3 separate regions of the Homo sapiens genome follow, and regions 2 and 3 are each linked to region 1. Evidence: chromatin loops called from intact Hi-C (ENCODE). Cell type or tissue: OCI-LY7. All regions are shown on one strand. Links, peaks and the distances in the headings refer to the core of each region. The heading gives the core; the rest is flanking DNA.

Evidence for each region. A loop is a pair of places that touch in the nucleus more often than their neighbours do. Peaks named below come from ENCODE experiments on the same cell type or tissue, not always from the same donor. Only the 100,000 strongest peaks of a DNase experiment are listed, where the experiment ranks them.
Region 2: a loop joins it to region 1, with 5 times the contacts of the local background. A loop is called at or near these places in 8 of 110 quality-filtered maps.
Region 3: a loop joins it to region 1, with 10 times the contacts of the local background. A loop is called at or near these places in 17 of 110 quality-filtered maps.

Annotation. Positions count from the first base shown.
Region 1 is chr3:32,511,838-32,520,328 of GRCh38, forward strand. No RefSeq gene overlaps it. Among named protein-coding and RNA genes, the nearest start is that of MIR548AY, 9.7 kb to the left of the region's middle. In OCI-LY7, for the core only: a CTCF peak has its summit at 4,364; a DNase peak (open chromatin) is centred at 4,724; H3K4me3 peaks cover 637 bases; H3K27ac peaks cover 1,100 bases.
Region 2 is chr3:33,070,261-33,077,213 of GRCh38, forward strand. It overlaps GLB1 (galactosidase beta 1), which reads right to left. Exons shown (of 16, transcript NM_000404.4): 2 at 2,284-2,453. It also overlaps the pseudogene SUMO2P10. Among named protein-coding and RNA genes, the nearest start is that of GLB1, 23 kb to the right of the region's middle. In OCI-LY7, for the core only: CTCF peaks have their summits at 4,388 (motif pointing left) and 4,591; a DNase peak (open chromatin) is centred at 4,381.
Region 3 is chr3:32,774,604-32,781,556 of GRCh38, forward strand. No RefSeq gene overlaps it. Among named protein-coding and RNA genes, the nearest start is that of TRIM71, 40 kb to the right of the region's middle. RefSeq lists enhancers at 5,251-5,971, 5,972-6,693, 6,678-6,757, 6,694-6,953. In OCI-LY7, for the core only: a CTCF peak has its summit at 4,065; no DNase peak of the experiment used is centred there; H3K4me3 peaks cover 686 bases.

The DNA of each region.
Region 1 (8,491 bases), core at 1,919-6,918:
CTGCCTCAGCCTCCCGAGTAGCTGGGACTACAGGCACGTGCCACCACACCCGGCTAATTTTTTGTATTTTAGTAGAGATGGGGTTTCACCATGTTGGCCAGGATGGTCTCGATCTCCTGACCTTGTGATCTGCCTGCCTCAGCCTCCCAAAGTGCTGGGATTACAGGCGTGAGCCACCGCGCCCGGCCAAGACAGGGTTTTGCTTTGTCGCCCAGAGCTGGATGGAGTACAATGGCTTGATCTCAGCTTACTGCAACCTCCTACACCCGGGCTCAAGCCATCCTCCTGCCTCAGCCTCCTGAGTAGCTGGGACTATAGGCACGCACACCCAGCTAATTTTTGTATTTTTTTGTACACCACCAGGGGTTCCTTACAGAGGTTCTGTAAAGTAGACTATTTTCAAAAGACTACTAAGAAGTCATTTGCCTTTTTCACTGAGGACATTTGTTTGCACTGCTAGTGGAGTAAAACTGCCAGCACCGTAGCACAAAACAAGGCAGTGGTGCCAAACTCTATTTGTAGTCATTGTATTCTTCACCACTACATGGGAAAAAATAAAGCCAGTTTCACTTAAAAAATTCCCTTGATGAACAAGTAAATGATTAATTTTGTTACATTGCAGTCATTTAGTACCAGTCCTTTTACAATTGTATGTGATAAGATAGGAAGTACACCTATAGCATTTCTGCTGCATGCTGAGTGACAATGGCAGCTCTAGGAGAAGAACTGGTGCTATTGAGTTATAAGTAAGCAAAACTAGCCACTTTTTTCACCATCTTACTTGAAAGAACAGGTTTCCAGATTTAGGTATTTGGCAGACATTTTCTCAAAAATGAACAAAATAAGCCTGTCAATACAAGGAATACAACTGACAGCATTTGTTGCCATTCATAACATTTGAACTTTCCAATAAAATTAGCATTTTGGAACACTTGTATGTAACCAGTGAGCTTGATAGCTTCCCAACACTTAGACTTTTCTAGTGAGATTAGTAGTAATATTAACAAATGGGCCTTTTTTTTTTTTTTTTTTTTTTTTTTTGAGACAGAGTCTCCCTATGTTGCCCAGGCTGGTCTCAAACTCCTAGGCTCAAGTGGTCCTCGCATCTCAGCCTCCTGAGTAGCTGGGACTACAGGTGTGCACCACCATGTCAGGCTACAGTGTGATTTTTTTGAAGAAATGTCAATATTTGGAAGATCCTTTTTTGTGTGATTTTTTTAATGAAATATCAATACTTGGAAGATCCTTGAAACTCAGTAAACTGATATTTTCTAAAAGATCAATAAATTGATGTTACAAACTCACATAGGGGTAACAATCTATTCAAAGTGTAGGATAGGACCAGGTGCGGTGGCTGACGCCTGTAATCCCAGCACTTTGTGAGGCCAAGGCAGGTGGATCACTTCAGTCCAGGAGTTAAAGACCAGCCTGGGCAACATTGTGAAACCCCATCTCTACAAAAAAATACAAAAAAAAATTAGCTGGGTGTGATGATGTGCCCTGGAAGTCCCAGCAACTCTGGAGGCTGAGGTGGGAGGATCGCTTGAGCCTAGGAGGTGGAGGTTGCAGTGAGCTGAGATGGAGCCACTGCACTCCAGCCTGGGTGACAGAGCTGTCTCAAAAAAAATTAAAATTAAAATTTAAAAAAATTTTTTTAAAAGAGTAGGATAGACCAATGGATTCCACACTACATTTAATCCTTAAAAAACTAACACTTGTCAAGTTTTAGCCTCAAAAAAGAAAATTCACAATTATTTGGAAAAGCTATTAAAATATTCCTATCTTTTCCACCTACATATCTGTGAAGCTGGATTTTCTTTATAGAATTCAACCAAAACAACGTAACACATAAAATTGAATGCAGCAAATATGAGAATGCAGCTGTTCTTCTATCACGCAAGACATTAAAGAGATTTACAAAAATATAAAACAATGACATTATTTTCAATACTTTTTTGTTTGTTTGGGGAAAGTTATATTCCATTAAAAATGTTATTTATGTTAACCCATAAAAATTATTTGTTATTTATAAATGAACTAATATTTAAAATGTTTAAGTTTTATTCCAATATGGTAAATATAAATGAATATTACAAACATTTTCAAAAGCTCTTTGGGGTCCTTAACAAGTAGGAGTGCAAAGAAGTCCTGTGACCAAAAAATTTGAGAATTACTGTATTTAAGTTTTAAAAAATATTCCTAACCCAAGATAAGATGGAAAAGAGTTGTTACCAACTAATTCTAAAAAGACTGTGGTGATATAGTGTGACCAAATGTGTATATGTGTTTATAATTCTCTCCCTCTCTGTCTCTCTCTCTCTCTCGTGCTCTGTGTGTGTGTATCCCTAATTTCTCAAAGTATTTTGTGTGTGTGTATCTGCAATTTCTCAAAGTATGACTATTGCCATCTACTCTCTATCTTCAGCTGATTGAGAAATACGTTAAAAATTTTTTTAAGTCTAGCCAAGTAAAATAGAGATATCTTTTAAAATATCCTTGAATTCCAAGCACCTCTTCACATTAATAACCACATATTTTTAATTATATGTATGGATTACAATTTGGTAAATTAGTAAAACCAAAAGTTGCTGGTGTTCGTTCCTGCCATGTCCCTGTTACTTAAGAGAATACAGTGTCAGCTATTCCTGACATTTCCTGGTATAAGATGCCCAAGAAATTACTAGGCAATGAACATAAACACTTTTTCATTTTTCTTTTAAACATTGTTCCTATTTGACACAAGAATTGTCCAAATGTTTTAAATAATTCCTCATATAAGCCAATTTTGCTACCTGCTGCCTTAAACTATAATAGATGAAGTTTCTTAACATAATAGTCATGATTTTCCTCAACCAAACCACACCCCTATAATCAGTTTAGAATTATACTTCGGGATGTTTCCAAATAAGGTATTCATATGTCTTAGCCATTTACTAGGCCACGTGGCTCAAGAAAGAAGAGGTGAGAATTCTAGCAAATTATCCTATACTATACATAGCTTGAATTTCTCCCTAGGGTTTATTAAAGTTTAACCTATTATAATGAAATATTCACTCATTTTTCCTATAATTTTATAAAATGATAATGATCACAGGATAAGTCTTATACATTCAGCAGGAATTGGCTGGCATCATTTTCTACAATCTTATTTCAGCATGGGGAACATCTATTTAGTAAAAACATTAGTAACTGTTACATGAAGGAAGAACTCCCATATTCTGGGATTCTGCCAGTTTAGACAGCTAGTAATTTCTGTCTAAATGAAAGCCCCCAAGTGAGAAAACTATAGTGGATATTACCATTTGGTTCATTATTCAGTTCCATGAGGGGATTTATAAAGTGACATTTGATCATTCTACAGAAACAAATTTGACAGGTACTACAGCAATCTTACATGAACTCTTTACAAAGAACACAAACAGAATTGTTTTATGAAGTCAACATAATATTGATAAAAAACACTGACAAAAACATTAGGGGAAATGAAAATTACAGGTTAGGCTTTCTCAGGAGCATAATGCAAAATTCTAAAAAAAGTTAGCAAATCAAAATCAGGAATACAATACAACTAATATATTAAGATCAGCATAGGGGTTTTTCCAGGAATACAAAGGTGGCGTAATTTTTTTTTTTTTTTTTTTTGAGGCGGAGTCTCACTCTGTTGCCCAGGCTGGAGTGCAGTGGCACCATCTCAGCTCACTGCAACCTCCACCTCCCAGGTTCACGTGATTCCCCTGCCTCAGCCTTCTGAGTAGCTGGGACTACAGGCATCCGCCACCATGCCCGGCTAATTTTTGTATTTATAGTAGAGATGGGGTTTCACCGTGTTGGCCAGGATGGTCTCGATCTCCTGACCTCGTGATCTGCCTGTCTCGATCTCCCAAAGTGCTGGGATTACAGGCGTGAGCCACTGCGCCTGGCTGGCTTAATATTTTAAAAGGTAATGTAGGCCGGGAGCGGTGGCTCACGCCTGTAATCCCAGCACTTTGGGAGGCCGAGGCAGGCGGATCACGAGGTCAGAAGATCGAGACCATCCTGGCTAACACGGTAAAACCCGGTCTTTACTAAAAATACAAAAAATTAGCCGGGCATGGGGGGGGGTGCCTGTGGTCCCAGCTGCCGGGAGGCTGAGGCAGGAGAATGGTGTGAACCCGGGAGGCGGAGCTTGCAGTGAGCCGAGATAGCAACACTGCCCTCCAGTCTGGGGGACAGAGGGAGACTCCATCTCAAAAAAAAAAAAAAAAAAAAAAAAAGGTAAGGTACTCATACCATTAATAGAAAAAAAGAAAATAATCTCTATAGATGAAGACAGCATTTGATAAAATTAAACACCCATTCATGATAAAACTCATAGCATAAACTGACTAGAAAAAAAGCACTTCCAGGTGGGGCGCAGTGGCTCACGCCTGTAATCCCAGCACTTTGGGAAGCTGAAGTGGGCGGATCACCTGAGGTCGGGAGTTGGAGACCAGCCTGACCAACATGGAAAAACCTCATCTCTACTAAAAATACAAAATTGGCCCGGTGTGGTGGCACATGCCTGTAGTCCCAGCTACTCGGGAGGCCGAGGCAGGAGAATTGCTTGAACCCGGAAGGCGGAGGTTGCAGTGAGCCGAGATTGCGCCACTGCACTCCAGCCTGGGCAACAAGAGTGAAACTCCGTCTCAGACAAATAACAACAGAAAAAGAGCACTTCCTTTTTTTTTTTTTTTTTTTTTTTTTTTTTTGCCAGGACCTGTTCTCATCTGAGAGTACTTCCTTTTTTGATAGAGTCTCTACAGAAAGCACGCAGCAAATATACTTAATGGTGAAATATTGAAAGTTTTTACTCTGGGATGGGGAACAATTAAAGATGTTTCCTCTCACCAGTTCTATAATAATCTGTATTGAAGTATAGGTGTAATAAACAAGAAGACATTACAAAGGAAGAGATAAAAGTCATTATTTGCAGATTACATAACTACAGGTAGAAAAATCCAAAATAAATTACAGGCGAACCATTACATTAATAAATGAAGAGGTGGCCCGGTGTGGTGGCTCACGCCTGTAATCCCAGCACTTTGTTTGTTTGTTTGTTTTTGGAGACGGAGTCTCACTCTGTTGCCCAGGCTGGAGTGCAGTGCCGTGATCTCTCAGCTCACTGCAACTTCCTCCTCCTGGGTTCAAGCGATTCTCCTGCCTCAGCTTCCTGAGTAGCTAATCCCAGCACTTTGGGAGGCTGAGGCGAGTGGATCACTTGAGGTCAGGAGTTCAAGACCAGCCGGACCAACATGGCAAAACCCGGTCTCTACTAAAAATACAAAAATTAGCCACGCATGATGGCGGACACCTGTAATCCCAGCTACTCGAGAGGTTGAGGTGGGAGAATCACTTGAACCAGGGAAGTGGAGGTTGCAGTGAGCTGAGATTGCACCATTGCACTCCAGCCTGGGCGACACAGGGAGACTCCATCTCAAAAAAATAAAAATAAAATAAAATAAATGGAGGTAAAGTTGCTGGATGAAATCAACATGAAAACTGTATTTATATATATGAGCAACAAAGTAAAATGAAATCTTAGGCCGTGTGTGGTGGCTCACGCCTGTAATCCCAGCACTTTGGGAGGCCGAGGAGTGTGGATCACCTGAGGTCAGTAGTTCGAGACCAGCCTGGCCAACCTGGTGAAACCCGTCTCTACTAAAAATACAAAAATTAGCCAGGCGTGGTGGCAGGCACCTGTAATCCCAGCTACTCGGGTGGCTGAGGCAGGAGAATTGCTTGAACCCAGGAGGCAGAGGTTGCAGTGAGCCGAGATTGCATCATTGCACTCCAGGCTGGGTGACAAGAGAGCCAAACTCCGTCTCAAAAAAAAAAAAAAAAAGAAATCTTAGAAGGATCTTATTTTATAATACCATCAAAACCAAATACTCTCCCAAAAAGCAACGAAAAGGAGACACAAGAGTACACACTGAAAACTACAAACATTGCTAAGAGAAACTGAAAAAAAACCTATATATAATAAATGGAAGACTATTCTGTGCATAGTTTGGCGATGTTGTAAAGATAACAGTTATCAGCAGGGCGCAGTGGCTCACGCCTGTAATCCCAGCACTTTGGGAGGCTGAGGTGGGCAGATCACGAGGTCAGGAGTTTGAGACCAGCCTGGCCAACATGGTGAAACCCCGTCTCTACTAAAAATACAAAAATTAGCTGGGCGTGGTGGCGGGCACCTGTAATCCCAGCTACTAGGGTGGCTGAGACAGGAGAATTGCTTGAATCCAGGAGGTGGAGGTTGCAATGAGCCGAGATCGCACCATTGTACTCCGGCCTGGGCGACAGGGCGAGACTCTGTCTCAAAAAAAAAAAAAAACAAAAACGAAGTAACATTTATCCCCAAATTGTTATCCTCAATGCAATCCCAATAAAAATGCCAGAATTTCTGTGGCAATTGACTAATTGGTTCAAAAGCCCAGAAATAGATGTTTGCATAAATAAACAGTCAAATTGTGACCAAGATAGCACTGCAGAATGGTAAAGAAAGGATGGTTTTTTTGGTTTTTTTTTTTCTAACAGTGGCATTGGATTAAATGAACATTTGCATTTTAAGAATGAATGTTGTCCCCTATTTCACACTATGCATAGAAATCAATTCCAAGTGGATTGTAGAAATGTGAAACAATAAAGCTCATAGAAAAATGAAATCATAGAATATCTTTATGACTTTGGGGCTAGCAAAGGCCTTTTTTTTTTTTTGAGACAGGATCTTGCTCTGTTGTCCTGGCTGCACTGCAGTGGCGTGAACATGGCTCACTGCAACCTCTACTTCCTGGGCTCAAGTGATCCTCCTTGTAGCCTCCAGAGTAGCTGGGACTACAGGCTCATGCCACCATGCCCAGTTAATTTTTAAATTTTTGGTAGAGATGAGGTCTCACTGTATTGCCCAGGCTGGTCTCAAACTCCTTGGCTCAAGTTGGCTCAAGTGATCTTCCCACCTTGGCCTCCCAAAGTGCTGGGACTATGGTGTAAGCCACCATGCCCAGCTGGCAAAGACTTCTTAAAAACAGGTTATGAAAGCAATAACCATAAAGAAAAGCTGATAAATTGAGCTATATTGAAATCAGTAGCTTGTATTCATCAAAAGACACCAATAAGAGTGAAAAGGGAAACCACAGAGTAGAAAAAGATATTTGCAATACATACCTGACTGGAAGCAGTATTCTGAATATGTAAAGAATGAGACAAGGCTGGGTGTGGTGGCTCACGCCTGTAATTCCAACCCTTTGGGAGGCTGAAGTGGGCAGATCACCTGAGGTCAGGAGTTCGAGACCAGCATGGCCAACATGGCGAAACCTCATTTCTACTAATAATACAAAAATTAGCCAGGTGTGGTGGTGCATGCCTGGAATCCCAGCTACTCAGGAGGTTGAGGCACAAAAATCGCTTGAATCTGGGAAGTGGAGGTTGTAGTAAGCCGAGATCACACCACTGCACTCCAGCCTGGGCAACAGAGTGAGACTCTGTAAAAAAGAAAGAAAGAAAGAAAAAGAGAGAGAGAGAGGGAGGGAGGGAGGGAGGAAGGAAGGAAGGAAGGAAGGAAGGAAGGAAGGAAGGAAGGAAGGAAGGAAGGAAGGACGGAAAAAGAATGAGACGATAAGAAAAAGTCAGGCCAGGCACAGTGGCTCACACCTGTAATCCCAGCACTTTGGGAGGCCGAGGCAGGTGGATCATCTGAGGTCAGGAGTTCAAGACCAGCCTGACCAACATGGAGAAACCCCATCTCTACTAAAAATACAAAATAGCCTGGCATGGTGGTTCATGCCTGTAATCCCAGCTACTTGGGAGGCTGAAGCAGGAGAATCGCTTGAACCCAGGAGGCAGAGGTTGTGGTGAGCCGAAATCACGCCATTGCACTCCAGCCTGGGCAACAAGAGCGAAACTCCGTCTTAAAAAAATAAATAAATAAGAAAAAGTCATACAGTCGCCCCCTCCGCCTCCAAAAAGGACAAGACTCTTAAACAAGTACTTTACAAAAGAGGATATCCAAAGGCCAGTACACATGAAATATGCTTAACTTCATTAGTTATCAAGGAAACACAATTTAAACCACAAGATCCTACCATACATCTGCAGAATGTCTAAAACTGCAGACAGTCAATAGTTTGTGTAGACAAGGATGTGGAGCAACTGCAACTCTCATGTTGCTGGTAAGTCATGGAAATTCTTTTTTAAAAAATTATATATAATTCACATAAAATTCACTTTTTTTTTTTTTTGAGATGGAGTCTCACTCTGTTGCCCAAGCTGGAGTGCAGTGGCATGATCTCAGCTCACTGCAACCTCCGCCTCCCGGGTTCAAGCGATTCTCCTGCTTCAGCCTCCCGAGTAGCTGGGACTACAGGTGCGTGCCACCACACCCAGCTAATTTTTTGTATTTTTAGTAGAGACGGGGTTTCACTGTGTTAGCCAGGATGGTCTCGATCTCCTGACCTCGTGATCCACCCGCCTCAGCCTC
Region 2 (6,953 bases), core at 1,737-6,736, 560 kb after region 1:
GTAATTATATTTTGCATAAATAATTGAATTGAGGTGCTCTGTGGAAGGGGAAAGAGCTCAAAAATCCAGTATCCTACATAAATTTCTAAACTGTCTATAGAGAAAGATATGGTGTAGAACCATAAACCACAGGACACATAGACCTTCCCGCTTGGCAGCCTCTTGGGAGGGGCCTTGTTATGAATTTTTACAGCAGCTCCCCAAGCTAGTCAGACTTCATGGGGACACTTCTTAAAATCAACAACAACAACAGAAAACTCCAGAGTTATATCAGCACTAATTCCTATTACATAAAAATTATAGCTGGGCACAGTAGCTCTCTTCTGTAATCCCTGCACTCTGGGAGGCCAAAGCAGTAGGATCGCTTGAGTCCAGGAGTTGAAGACCACCATGGGAAACATAGTGAGACCTCATCTCTAAAAACAAAGCAAAACAAAAAAATTAGCTGGTGTGGTAGCAGTGCCTGTAATCCCAACTACTCAGGAGGCTGAGGTGGGAGGATCACCTGAGCCCACTTTAAGGTTTCAGTGAACTATGATTGAGCCACTACATTCCAGCCAGGTGACAGAGCAAGACCCCAGCTCTAAAAAATTGTTTTAATAAATAAAAATAAAAATTATATATGTCCATGTGAGGCTTAGGAAAAATAAGAATATTTTGCTGAAAAGTAGTAAGAGACATATTTATTTTTTGAAGAAATAATTTTTAGTACGTGTAGGAAAAACTCCAAGCCCTAGATCCTCTGACAAAAGATTTTGTCAGGAATCATGTGGCAGGAGGTAAAATGACAAAACCTTCTACCAGCTCCTCTGTCTACCTACAGACAGCATGGGATACAAAGTTAAATATGGAGCCATCCATTACCATCACAAAGCTCTCTTTGAAGACCCTGGGTTGTGTCATTTTGCGTGTGTGTGATCCCATGATTTCAGGGTTCCCTGGAACAGTCTTGGTCTTCCAGAACTCACTGTCGGAATTATAAACAGGTGAACTTGGGTTCACTCTGCCAGTGGCCTTAGAACCAGAATAATGAGCGCATTCTCCCTAAGTATCTATCTTCGGAATCTGCCTCTGGGTTTTCTCACTCTTCATCTTTGAGAAGTTATCAGCAATCCACATCAGCACTGCAAGAGCCAGAGCAGCCAGCCACACCAACTTTCTTGCCTGTTAGTTAGTTACTTTGCAATAGCAAAAGAGATGCAGAGAGATAGCTATTGGGATAATTCTACACCCTGAAGTTATACAATTACCGCAGCAGAACCACAAAGCCAAACTGGGTTTCAGAAATCTACCTAAGCACAAGGCTTATTCTGTTATTGGGGCTCAGAAAACAATACCCCAAAGTATGGCACCTTGGCATGCTAAGTACTTTGAACTAAAGGAGATCGGAAGGCCTTAGAAGCAAATCTTCTTTCTCTGGCCTTCTCCTGCTCTTCTGTTGCCCACCCCTCCTTCTCCCCTGAAGCAAGTCAAACCAGAATTCATCTTCCCCCAGTGTGGGTCATAGAAATTAGAACCCCTCTCTCCCAAAGCAAGCCAGAAAACCTAGAAAGGTCACCTCTCCCTTCTCCCTTCTAGACCCTCATTGCAGAGGGGTCCTGCTCCATACCCAGAAGGAAGGAATGCCACCCAGAAAGGCCAAGAAGAATCTGTTGAGGCAGGCCTTGAGGGTTTCCCACTTCAGTCCACCACCATTAGGTCAGAACCTTTCATGGAATCTAAGTGTAAAAAGTTTTCCTTGGGTCTTCTTTTCTGAAGACTCTCATGTCAGATAAAACTTACATATCTGTTATGCTTTTCTCCTGTTAACCTAGCTTTTTGTATGACTACAGCCATACCTGTGCTACAGCTGCCTGCATGCCTTCCCTTCCCTTCAAATACTAGCTGAACCTCTGACCAAAGATATGGCCTTGGGCAAATTTCAGTTTCACCAGCTATAAACAGGAACAATAATACCTATCTCGAGGAAATGGAATCATTAGTATAAAGTGCCCTGTATCTGGTAAGTGCTCAATCATTGTTACTTCTGTTTGCTTCCCCCATCCTTTTCCTTTTTAAGCTATTTATTTAATGATTTCTGATGATTAAAATTGAAGATTGGAAGAAGTAGTTAATTATTTGAAAAAGGGCCAGTCCGGCTCATGACAAGCCCCTCCCAGAACATCACACTGGACCATTTCCCATTTCTGAGCAATAAAATAGCCACCCTGAGAAATACAGTTGTATCTTCTCTCCAGAGTGGGTGTTCAGGCCTAGGTGAGAGCCACATGCCCTCCTACTTACGTCTGGATGGCGTTCAGCCCAGCCATCTTCATCTTCAGCAGCCGGTCCTTCCAGTAGAAGCGGGGCACACGGGAGTAGTGAATGCTTCCTGAGATGTAGCGAAATGGCTGGCCATCCTTGAGGAAGGAGTCCCGGCTATAGTCAATTTCAAACATCCTCTGGGTGGCATTCTACAGAGCAAGGATGGGGTCACATGAGAACTTCCACCTTCTGCATTTCAGAAGCCGATCCTTTGAGAGTAGCAAGTGACTCTCTGCCTATTGAATTTGTATAATGTGCTGATGGACTTAATGCTTGTTTTCTGAGCTATCATACAAACCATTGCTAAGCCAGGTCCACCAGGGGTACTCAGGTAAGAGAAATCATCTAAGAGGATCCACATGCAGGATTCCATAAGGCTTAGCTTCTAGAGGCCAGCACTGAGCTGACAATCAGTGGCTGAGATGATATTCCACTGTGCTGTTCATGGGGCTGGGGAACATCACACACACACACGCATGCACGCACACACGCCATTGTTGCTGTGACCTGCCTGAGCACTGGATGCACCTCAACAACAATGTCACTGGGATAACCAAGACCCATTAACAAAATTCTAAGTGTAAAATACAGGGCAAAAAGCAATGGATTAAAACTCCAGAGCCTGACGCCCCATCCTAGATATTGCTCTGAATCCCATAGTGACCTGGATAAGTCCCATCTCTAACCCTACCTCTCTTCATCCATAACTATCCAGGGTATTAGACTAAAAGAACTTTAAGGCATTTAAGGCAATATTTGTAAAATTGTGGGCCATGACCTGATTTGTGAATAATAAACTCATTTTTGGTGGCAATAAGCATCTTTTAAAAATGAAAGAATTGTCCAGGCATGATGGCTCACACCTGTAATCCCAGAACTTTGGGAGGCCAAGGCAGGTGGATCACCTGAGGTCAGGAGTTCAAGACCAGCCTGGCCAACATGGTGAAACCCCATCTCTACCAAAAATACAAAAATTAGCCGGGCATGGTGGTGCACGTCTATAATCCCAGCTACTTGGGAGGCTGAGACACGAGAATCGCTTGAACCCGGGAAGCGGAGGTTGCAGTGAGCTGAGATCACACCACTGCACTCCAGCCTGGGCGACAGAGCGAGACTCTGTCTCAAAAAAATAATAAAATAAATAAAAATAAAAATCAAAGAATAGCAGGCACCGTTGCTTATGCCTATAATGCTAGCACTTTGAGAGGCCAAGGTTGGAGGATCACTTGAGCTAAGGAGTTCAAGACCAGCCTAGGCAATTCAGCGAGGCCTCGTCTCTACAAAAAAACAAACAAACAAACAAACAAAAATTAAGCAGGCTTGGTGGCACACGCCTATGCTCCCAGCTACTTGGGAGGCTGAGGTGGGAGGACTGCTTGAGCCCAGAAGGTTGAGAGTGCAGTGAACCGTGTTCATGCCACTGCACTGCAGCCTGGGTGACAGAGCAAGACATTGTCTCAAAAAAAAAAAAAAAAGGCAAGAAAGAAAATAGAGGCTGGGTGCGGTGGCTCACGCCTGTAATCCCTGCACTTTGGGAGGCTGAGGCAGGTGGATCACGAGGTCAGGAGATCGAAAGCATCCTGGCCAACATGGTGAAACCCCGTCTCTACCAAAAATTAAAAAAAAAAATAGCTACTCGGGAGATTGGGGCAGGAGCATCCCTGGAACCGGAGAGGTGGAGGTTGCGGTGAGCCGAGATCATGCCACTGTACTCCAGCCAGGTGACAGAGCGAGACTCCGTCAAAAGAAAGAACGAGAAAGAAGGAAGGAAGGAAGGAAGGAAGGAAGGAAGGAAGGAAGGAAGGAAGGAAGGAAGGAAGGAAGGAAGAAAGAAAGAAAGAAAGAATATTACACATAGTAAAGTATTACTTTATAAAACTTTTGTTATATATACATATGTGGAGTTGTATATGTACGCATGTATATTTGGTTGCAATGTAAGATTTATTTCTACCAAGCACGATTTTAAGAAACACTGTTTTGGGGTCACTTCAGGAGCTAAAATGTTAGGATTTTGAAAGGCAAGACCTCAACGGGTGGTGGGGGTGGGGGTTCGACTGTTAAGCCGAGTGGAACACTGCCCTCTGGTGGATAAGGCAGCAACAGGCCACAGGAGCCAAGAGAACCAGGGTTTTAAGAAGCCAACTAACTAGTGCTTTCCATTATGGGTCAGATTCCTTGTGCATCTTTAGGCTTTCAAAGGTCACAATACTAGCTCTAGTCACAGTAGCATCATAGTCCATGGTGGCTTTGGGGGTTGCCCTTGAAGCTGTATTTGGAAGCAACTGTGGCAGCATGAGTCCTAGATCACACATGCCTGAAATCCAACTGGCGAGCGGAAGTTAAACAACTCAGAGAAGAATTCATAGGGGCAAATGGAGAGCTTCACTGTAAGTGAATTACATCTCAATAAAGCTAAATAAACACAAACAACTAAGAATCATTTTTAAAAGGGCAAGTGTCAATTTAACATCACTTTATTCTTCTAGTAAATAAGGTTTTAATTTCTGTTCAAAGGAAAAGTCCCCTAAACTCACAAAAATAGAAAAATTATTTCTTACACCAGGTGTCTCAATGGATGCTCTTGAAAACATTCTCATAGTATATACATGGCTAAGTGTCAAATAAGTGTTCCTCACAAGTTTCCTAAGTTCAAAGGTGGCCCATGAGGTGGGAACATTCATTAGACAGGTAGAAAGGAGGCCAAGCAACTACTGGCAGAATTCGGAAAAGGGTAGAGCTGTTTGAAATCCACCTGTCTAAGTGAAAAAGTTCAGAGGAGCAGGAGATAAGGCTGGGAAAAAATGATGGTGGGAGACAATGGAATCTGGCCTTTGTCCCATACATGGTGGGACACTGTCTCTACCCTCCAATGACCTCAGTCTAGTCTAAATATCTCCCTACCATCCATTTACAAATATAGTATTACCAAGCACCTCTTACGTGCTGAGTAATCACAGACAAGAACCACACAGATGTGGCCACAACCCATATGGAGCTTCCATCTAGCCTAGAAGAAACCCAAGGGTTAACACAGTGAGGTCGAGGCGGTAAAGTAAGGGTTAGAGCAGAATGCTGCAGCAGAAATAAATGGCAGGGAACCCAGGCATGGCAGGGTTGAGGGGAGGGGCAAGGGCAAGTTTCTCAAAGGAAGAAACACCCCAAACTGTGTTTCTCAATCTTGGCTGCACAGCAAAATCATCTACGCAAGCTTTTAAAAATAGCAAAGTTCTTTGGGAGGCCAAGGCAGGTGGATCACGAGGTCGGGAGATCGAGACCATCCTAGCTAACACAGTGAAATCCCATCTCTACTAAAAATACAAAAAAAAAATTAGCCGGGCGTGGTGGTAGGTGCCTGTAGTCCCAGCTACACAGGAGGCTGAGGCAGGAGAATGGCGTGAACCTGGGAGGCGGAGCTTGCAGTGAGCCGAGATTGTGCCACTGCACTCCAGCCTGGGCGACAGTGCGAGACTCTGTCTCAAAAAAAAAAAAAAAAAGCAAAGTTGACCTCACCCCCAGACATTCATGTTTTAATTGGTCTTGGGAGGAACCCAGACATTGGAATTTCTTAAAGCTGCCTAGATGATGTAATGTGCAGCCAAGGTTGAGAACCACTGGCCTGAGCCAAGGCCTAGGATAAAGCGAAGTTAGCCATGGGGGAAGGTGACACAGATGGAGAAAACTGCGTGTGAGGCCTGGGGGAGGGAGGGCAGGACTACAGGCCAGGAGCCACAGAGCCTCAATATAGTTGAAACATGGCAGCTGCTGAGGCAGAGGAGGAGGCCAGGGCCAGATCGAATGAGCCCTGAAGTCCAGATTCAAGGGCCCGGATTTTATGCTGAGAGCCATGGAGAGCAACTGAAATGAAAGAATGATAGGACCAGATATGTGTTTTCAAATGTTTGGCTTTTTCCTGAATGGGCAAAAAAGGCAGAAGAGATGTGGCTATGGCCCACGGTGGTGACAATGAGGTGGGCAGGAGGCAGAAGGAGGACATTCCAGGATGGTGGCCAGTTAGATGTGAGGCACAGGCGCGAACCTGAAGAGGCTCCCACTGTTCTTGGGGAGAAATCTGAGTGTCAAAATGAGAGACAGAGAGAGCGAGCATGTGAGAGACTTAAGAGATATATCAATTTAAAAAATATGACTACGTGTATATTAACACCTATCAGTTCATCGTAATTTACAGGGAGAAAAAATTCATTGGTCACTTTTGGAGACTGCTAGAGTACCAACTCATTACTATGAAAAGTGATAAATACAGAGAAAGAGTCAAGCAGTTTACTTCCCCTTCACATAAAAACTGTATTTCAGGGTTATCAAAACATTGACAATGGAAAATTCTCCACTGGATCCCAGTTAATTAAATACAGAAGGGCCCGGACACAATGGCTCATGCCTGTAATCCCAGCAATTTGGGAGGCCAAGGCAGGAGAATTGCTAGAGCCCAGGAGTTCAAGACCAGTCTGGGGAACATGGCGAGACCCTGTCTCTATAAAAAAAAAAATTAAAATTAGTGTCTCCCTCACCCACTGCTGCCGCCTCCTTCTTCTCCCACTCCTGTTGCTGCTTGCGTGCTCATTCGGTGCAGTCTTGGTACCTCTTTTGTGAAGCGGCAGCTGAGACTTAGGCGCTTGCCGTGGCAGATG
Region 3 (6,953 bases), core at 1,737-6,736, 260 kb after region 1:
ATGTATATACACTAACATTAAGTAGGGGGAAAAAACAATACAAGTGGGTGCAGTGGCTCACATCTGTAATCCCAATGTTTTGGGAGACCAAGGCGGGAGGATCACTTGAGGAGTTCAAGACCAGCCTGAGCAACATAGCAAGACTCTGTCTCTGAAACATTTTTAAAAGCTGGACATGGTGGCCCATGCCAGTAGTCCTAACTATTCTGGAGGCTGAGGTGGGAGGATTGTTTGAGCCTAGGAATTCAAGACTGCAGTGAGCTATGATGGCACCACTGCACTCCAGCCTAAGTGACAGAGTGAGACCCTGTCTCAAACAAACAAAAGACAATGTGGATTTGCTCTAGTAAATTGGGTGTCCCCCTAGTTAAGATGGTGTTTGGTAGATTCATCAAAGCTTGCCATTTAGGAATATCCCTTAACGTCACAATGCTTCACTTCCCTAGTTTGGAGACACATTAGCTGAATCTACATGTTACCTCAGTTTCAGAACTAGAGAGACAAGTGTGTGGATAAGTACTGATTTATCTGAAACTTTATCTGAATTATTCTTTTTTTTTTTCCTTTGAGACGGAGTCTTGCTCTGTCTCCCAGGCTGGAGTGCAGTGGCACAATCTCGGCTCACTGCAACCTCTGCCTCCTGAGTTCAAGTGATTCTCCTGCCTCACCCTCCTGAGTAGCTGGGATTTCAGGTGCCCGCCACCACGCCTGGCTAATTGTTGTATTTTTAGTGGAGATGGGGTTTCACCATGTTGGTCAGGCTGGTCTGGAACTCCTGACCTTGTGATCCACCCGCCTCAGCCTCCCAAAGTGCTAGGATTACAGGTGTGAGCCACTGCACCTGGCCGTTTTTTTTTTTTTGAGACGGAGTTTTGCTCTTGTTGCCCAGGCTGAAGTACAATGGCACGATCTCGGCTCATCGCAACCTCCGCCTCCCAGATTCAAGTGATTCTCCTGCCTCAGCCTCCAGAGTAGCTGGGATTACAGGCATGCGCCACCATGTCTGGCTAATTTTGTATTTTTAGTAGAGATGGGGGTTTCTCCACGTTAGTCAGGCTGGTCTCGAACTCCGGACCTCAGGTGATCCGCCCGCCTCAGCCTCCCAACATGCTGGGATTACAGGCGTGAGCCATCGAGCCCAGCCTATCTGAATTATTCTGTTGCTGACAGGAAGCGGAACTCAGGTAATGATATATACTAGAACTGAATATTTGTGACTGAGATAGGCATTGCCAACAGACTCAAAGAAGGGGAGAATATCCTCCTCTTTTTAAACATGGATGGATGGATGTAGGGGCTCCATTGATCGAGTGCCACATTGTAGTTGTTTTGTACACAGAGTAGATTTTTACAGGTGGACACAGAAAGCAGAGATAGCCTAGCTTCCTTGGACCTCTTGAAGCCCCTTCTAAGTAGGACCATAGGACCCGTAATCTGCACTGCTGTTGGTTTAAGTCTGCCGTCTCTGCTTTCCCATACTCCAGACCGACAGCAGTACTGTGAGACCCACTCAAATGAGCAGAATTGCTTTGCCTGGGAATTTTCTGGAGAGTGAGTCCACAGACTTCATAAATCGCTAGGAACTCACATAGTCATGGTAGTATGAAGGGGAAAAGCCCTATAATTGTACTTCAAAAAAACACATCTTTAGAGAAATCAAGAAATTAGAACTTTCTCTGCATGCTGGTTTGTTTATGGGAAAGCAGGCAATACCTAGTAAGGGTAGGGCAGGTCCTATATTAAATAAGACTATATTTGGCTGCAAGTAGCAAAAAATAGGTCTGTGACTTAAAGATTATTTTTCTCTCACTTGAGAAGGGGATATGAAGGCAGCTGCTGGCCTGGGTTCTAGTGTCCCGTGATGCCATCCAGGACTCAGCTCTGTTTTTCCATGCCACTGTCCTCAGCATTTGGGCATTTGTTTCCATAGTCACAAGATATTCCAGTATCACATCAACATTGAAGGCAAGAAAAACAGGGCAAAAACTAGCTAATCTTGATGGGAGACTATCTGGAACAAAACTTTCTTAGAAACCTCAGCAGCCTTGAGCTTAACATCTCTTTTGTCACATCATGTCATGGAGCCATCCTAAGCTGCAGGGAAGCCTGGCAAAGATGTCATAACCATGCCTGCTGCAGTTGCTGGCATAGCCCTGCACATCCTAAGGGAGGCCAATTCAGTGTTTTTCAGATTAATGTTCCAGCAGCTCAGCTTTTCCTTCCACTGCCTACTGTCAGCAGAGCCCAGCAAATTAAATATAAGTTCTTCACCTCTGTGTCTGGACTCATACTGGTTCCCATAGCCAGGAAGGCTTCTTCCCACCTATTTTTCCTGCCCCATTTTGTTAAAGCCACCTCTGCTAACTGAGGTAACTCTGTCAGAGGGGTTTGAACCAGAGCAACTCCATCTTAAATGGGAGCTGGGTAAAATAAGGCTGAAAGCTACTGGGCTGCATTCCCATGTGGTTAAGGCTTAAGGCATTCTAAGTCACAGGATGAGATAGGGCAGCACAAGATACAGGTCATAAAGACCTTGCTGATAAAACAGGTTGCAGTAAAGAAGCCAGCTAAGACCCACCAAAACCAAGATGGTGATGAGAGTGACATCCTCACTGCTACACTCCCACCAGCGCCATAACAGTTTACAAATGCCATGGCAACATTGGGAAGTTACTCTATATGGTCTAAAAAGGGGAAACATGAATAATCCACCCATTGTTTAGCACATCATCAAGAAATAACCATAAAAATGGGCAACCAGCAGCTCTCAGGGCTGTTCTGCCTGTGTAGTAGCCATTCTTTATTCCTTTACTTTCTTAATAAACTTGCTTTCACTTTACAGACTTACGCTGAAGTCTTTCTGAATTCTCTTGGAGTCTAGATCGGGACCCCTTTCTAGTAACAACCCTATCTATACAAAAAGGCTTTTGGCCATGTTTGGTGGTTTACGCCTGTCATCCCAGCACTCTGGGAGGCCAAGGCGGGTGGATCATTTGAAGTCAGGAGTTCGAGACCAACCTGGCTAATATGGCGAAATCCCCGTCTCTACTAAAATATAAAAATTAACTGGGCGTGGTGGCGGGTGCCTGTAATCCCAGCTACTCGGGAGGCTGAGGCAGGAGAAGCACTTGAACCTGGTAGATGGAGGTTCCAGTGAGCCAGGATCGTGCCACTACACTCCAGCCTGGGTGACAGGGCAAGACTCTTGTCTAAAAAAAAAAAAAAAAAAGGATTTAAATGTCACTTACTAAAGTTTTTCCTGGTTGTTCCCAGTTTCTTCCCCCTTTGTATCTTCCCTGGTAAATACAGTTTCTTCTATGGTATATGGTTTTCTGGAATTTAGCAGATATGAGAACCATAGGCATCAGTCTCAAAATATGGCAACTTATTTGCTGGGGTTTACGTTTTTAGGTTTTTGGGTTTTGTTGTTGTTGTTGTTCTATGGTCTTGCTTTGTTGCCCAGGCAAATGTTGCAGTGGCTCTATCAAGGCTCAGTGCAACCTGGACCTCCTGGGCTCAAGTGGTCCTCCCACCTCAGTCTCCCGAGTAGCTGGGACTACAGGCAAGAGCCACCATGCCCAGTTTTGTATTTTTTGTAGAAGCGGGTTTTCGCTATGTTGCCCAGGCTGATCTCAAACTCCTGAGCTCAAGCTATCCACCTGCCTCAGCCCCCCAAAGTGCTGGGATTACAGGCATCAGCCACCGTGCCTGGCCTTTGCTGGGGTTTTGAATTCTGAGAGCCATTAGGTCTATTGAAGCTCTACCACTCATTCAGCTGCATCATCTACAATACGGGACAAAATCGACCTCATGAATTTCTTCATGGACCCAGGAGGATGTTGTTGCAAGTGTCTCCCAAACCACATGGCATGAACCCTCAGAACAGCTGTAGTAGTCTTCCCTTGTGCCCTCCGGCCCTTAACAGCCTCCTGCAGAGCTCTGTTAAAGCCATGCCCTTGACTGGAACACAGGCCAGCAACCTTGCATGGCCTTGCCCAATGCACTGCCATCTGCCTGCATGTGGAAACTATGCACCCTCCGCCTCCTCTTTCATATCAGAGTGTCACCTCTCATAGTCCCTTTCTGACTAGTTTTCTGACAGCTCTGCCCTTACTCAATCTAAGTGACTTTGAGCAAATGACTTCATCTCTCTTGAGGTTTTTTGACCAGTTTGTAAAATGCTTTTCTTCAGGGCCTAGTGTGAGGATTAAAATGAGATGATGCATGCAAAGTGTGCCTGGTGGACACTTAATACAGGTGAGTTCACTTATCCCTCTTGTTACCGAAAGGGCCTGCTCAGCCCAGTCTCCCTCTGTACTTCCTTCATCTCAGTGCTACCTCTGAGTCTCTCTCATTCCTCCCTGTTCTTGGAAGCCACCTGGAGAAAAGTGACTGATGACATCATGGACCCTCTAGCCCGACTGGCTTCAAATCTTGGTTCTCTCTCTGGAACAATTTTGATATGAAACAAGTTGCTTTGCTTCTTTGTGCCTGAGTTTCTTCATCTGTAAAATGGGGATACTAATTCATAGGATTAGAATGATGTTTAAGGGTGCGGCCATTGTACCATTGCTGAATGTGCCTTGAACTCCCAAATGTTTGAAAGGGAACACCATAATTTTCACTGTATCATGTAAAAGTGATATCAAAGCAAAGATTATATAACAGCACTGAGGCTGGACAGTGGGGAATGGAGGGGGACTCCTTGAGATAAATTACCACCTCCTTCACTTTTTTTCTGAGACGGAGTCTCACTATGTTGTCCAGGCTGGCCTCAGACTCCTGGGTTCAAATGATCTTCCCACCTCAGTTTCCCTAGTAGCTGGGACTACAAGTGCAAACCACTGCACCCAGTCCTCCTTCACTTTTGATTTGCTCAACACCTAGTGGCATCCTGTGTTCTCATCCTATTCTTTCCTGCCTTGCCCAGGACCTCATCTTGTGATGACAAGAGGTACCCGGTCTCCTTGCCTCAGATTCCTTCTCCCACCCTTTCTTCCTCACCACAGCCTGTAACTTCCTATAGCACAGCTCTGGCTCCTGCCTAGGGGTTGCTTCAGGGATACCTGAAGGTCTCTTTCTGCCCTTCCTACTTAGCCTTTTTCTTTTTTTAAAGCAGAGACAATGTCTCACTATGTTGCCCAGGCTGGTCTCAAACTCGTGGCCTCAAGTGATCCTCCCACCTCCCAAAGTGCTGGAATTACAGGCATGAGCCACCACACCCAGTTTAGCTACTATTAATCCCTCCCTTATGCCCCATTTGTTCCACCACTGGATTCTCTGCCATCCCCTAAAAGGAGTCACCATTTCCTACCCTCAGAGCTTTGCTTCAGTCTCTTCTGCTGCCTAAAATTTTCTCCCTTCCAGTTTTAATGTGTCAACATCCTGGGCATCCCACACTGCCTCTCCATAGCCCTATCCTCCTCCAAGGGATTTCCTCTTATGCCCCCACTCTTCATTTCACACATGCTTACTGAGGGCATGCTCTGGTCCCAGAAGCTTTTTTGTTTCAGCCCCATAGTAACTAGGCAAATCTGCAAGCGCATGTCTTTCATGACGTGTTCTTTGTTGACCATTTTCTTTCCCCTACTGGATTGTAAGTACCTTTGAAGACAGGCTGTGCATTATACAGTGTGTGGATTGTTCTAGGTGAACAATAAAGCCTGCTAAACAGAATTTTTGGTGACATGTCCTTTCTAGGCCTGGCAACGACACCCAGGGCCTACTTCTTTCAAGGTGGTGAAGGCCTATTAACATAAGCCCAAGATTCACAGGGCCTCAGCATCCTTGACCTCTGCGCCTTTATGGAGTGAGAGTTAAATAGTAGCCCGGGACGGGTGGGTTAGTTACTGGTCAAAGTCAATCCTCCAAGTCAACTTGGCCTGGACTAAAGTAACCAAACCCATGCAGAAAACTTGCAATTTAAAAATTCATCTTCCCTTTCTTCCTAGAAAGGACTGGGCAGAAATGCAGGCTCCAGGGTGGGAGTGGGGCTGCGACGGGAGGAGGCAGCGAAGTTCATTAGCCCCCTCATTTGGGGCAATAGGAATCCGTGTGGTGACAAACAATTGTCCTGGAGGATTTAGGGGGATTTGGCCAAGTGTCCCTGTGGGCCCCCAGCCTCCTCCTAATCCCGTCCACATTTCAGACTACTTAGGATCGCATTAAATGTCAAAGCCGGCGTTTAGGGAAATATCTACATTTCGTATGCATCGCTCGGATGAAAAGAAAAGCTGAAACGAACCTCGGAGCTTTTGGCGCGAGAGGCGCTCTGTGTGGTCCCGAGTGTGAATGGGAAGAGGGGGGCGGCGCCCCGGGGGCCTCCCCGCCCAGGAATGCAGGCCTTTCACATGTAGAAAATGCTAATGCTTTGTTCCTGCCTCGGCCTCCCGGAGGCGCAGAGGCGCCCGGCCGGATTGTCCCGGCGCATTTGCATGTGAGCGGCCCCAGATCCCCGTCCCCACCCTCGGCCCTCCCCCACCCCAGCACGGCTGGCCGGGGACTTCTGTCCTCGGGCCGGGGCCGCCTTCAAACGTCCTCTGCCGTCATTTATTTCATCCCGGTTAAAGCCACAAATAGCTACTTTCTGAATGGATAGCCTTTCCCCTGGGGAGCCGGGCAGGTGAACATTTTTTACTCCATACTTGAGACACTTGACAAAGAGAGTTGTATCTGGAACAACCTCTGTTCCAGCGAGGAAGGGCACGGCGTTGGCTGAGCCATGCCCCACTACAGCGTCACATTTATGTCCTGTGGCGAACACGCTGTGTTTGGCGTGACACTAGGGGCTCCAAACTACCCATTACGTGGTTCGTCTTCAGTGGCATCCAAGCGACCGCAGGTGGCGGGGCCGAAGGGGTAAGGGTATTTCATGCACGTTTTACGGAAGAAGACACAACCCAGAGTTGAGGGGCCACCGGGGTCCCTCTCTTGAGCACAGGCGCCCGGAGCGC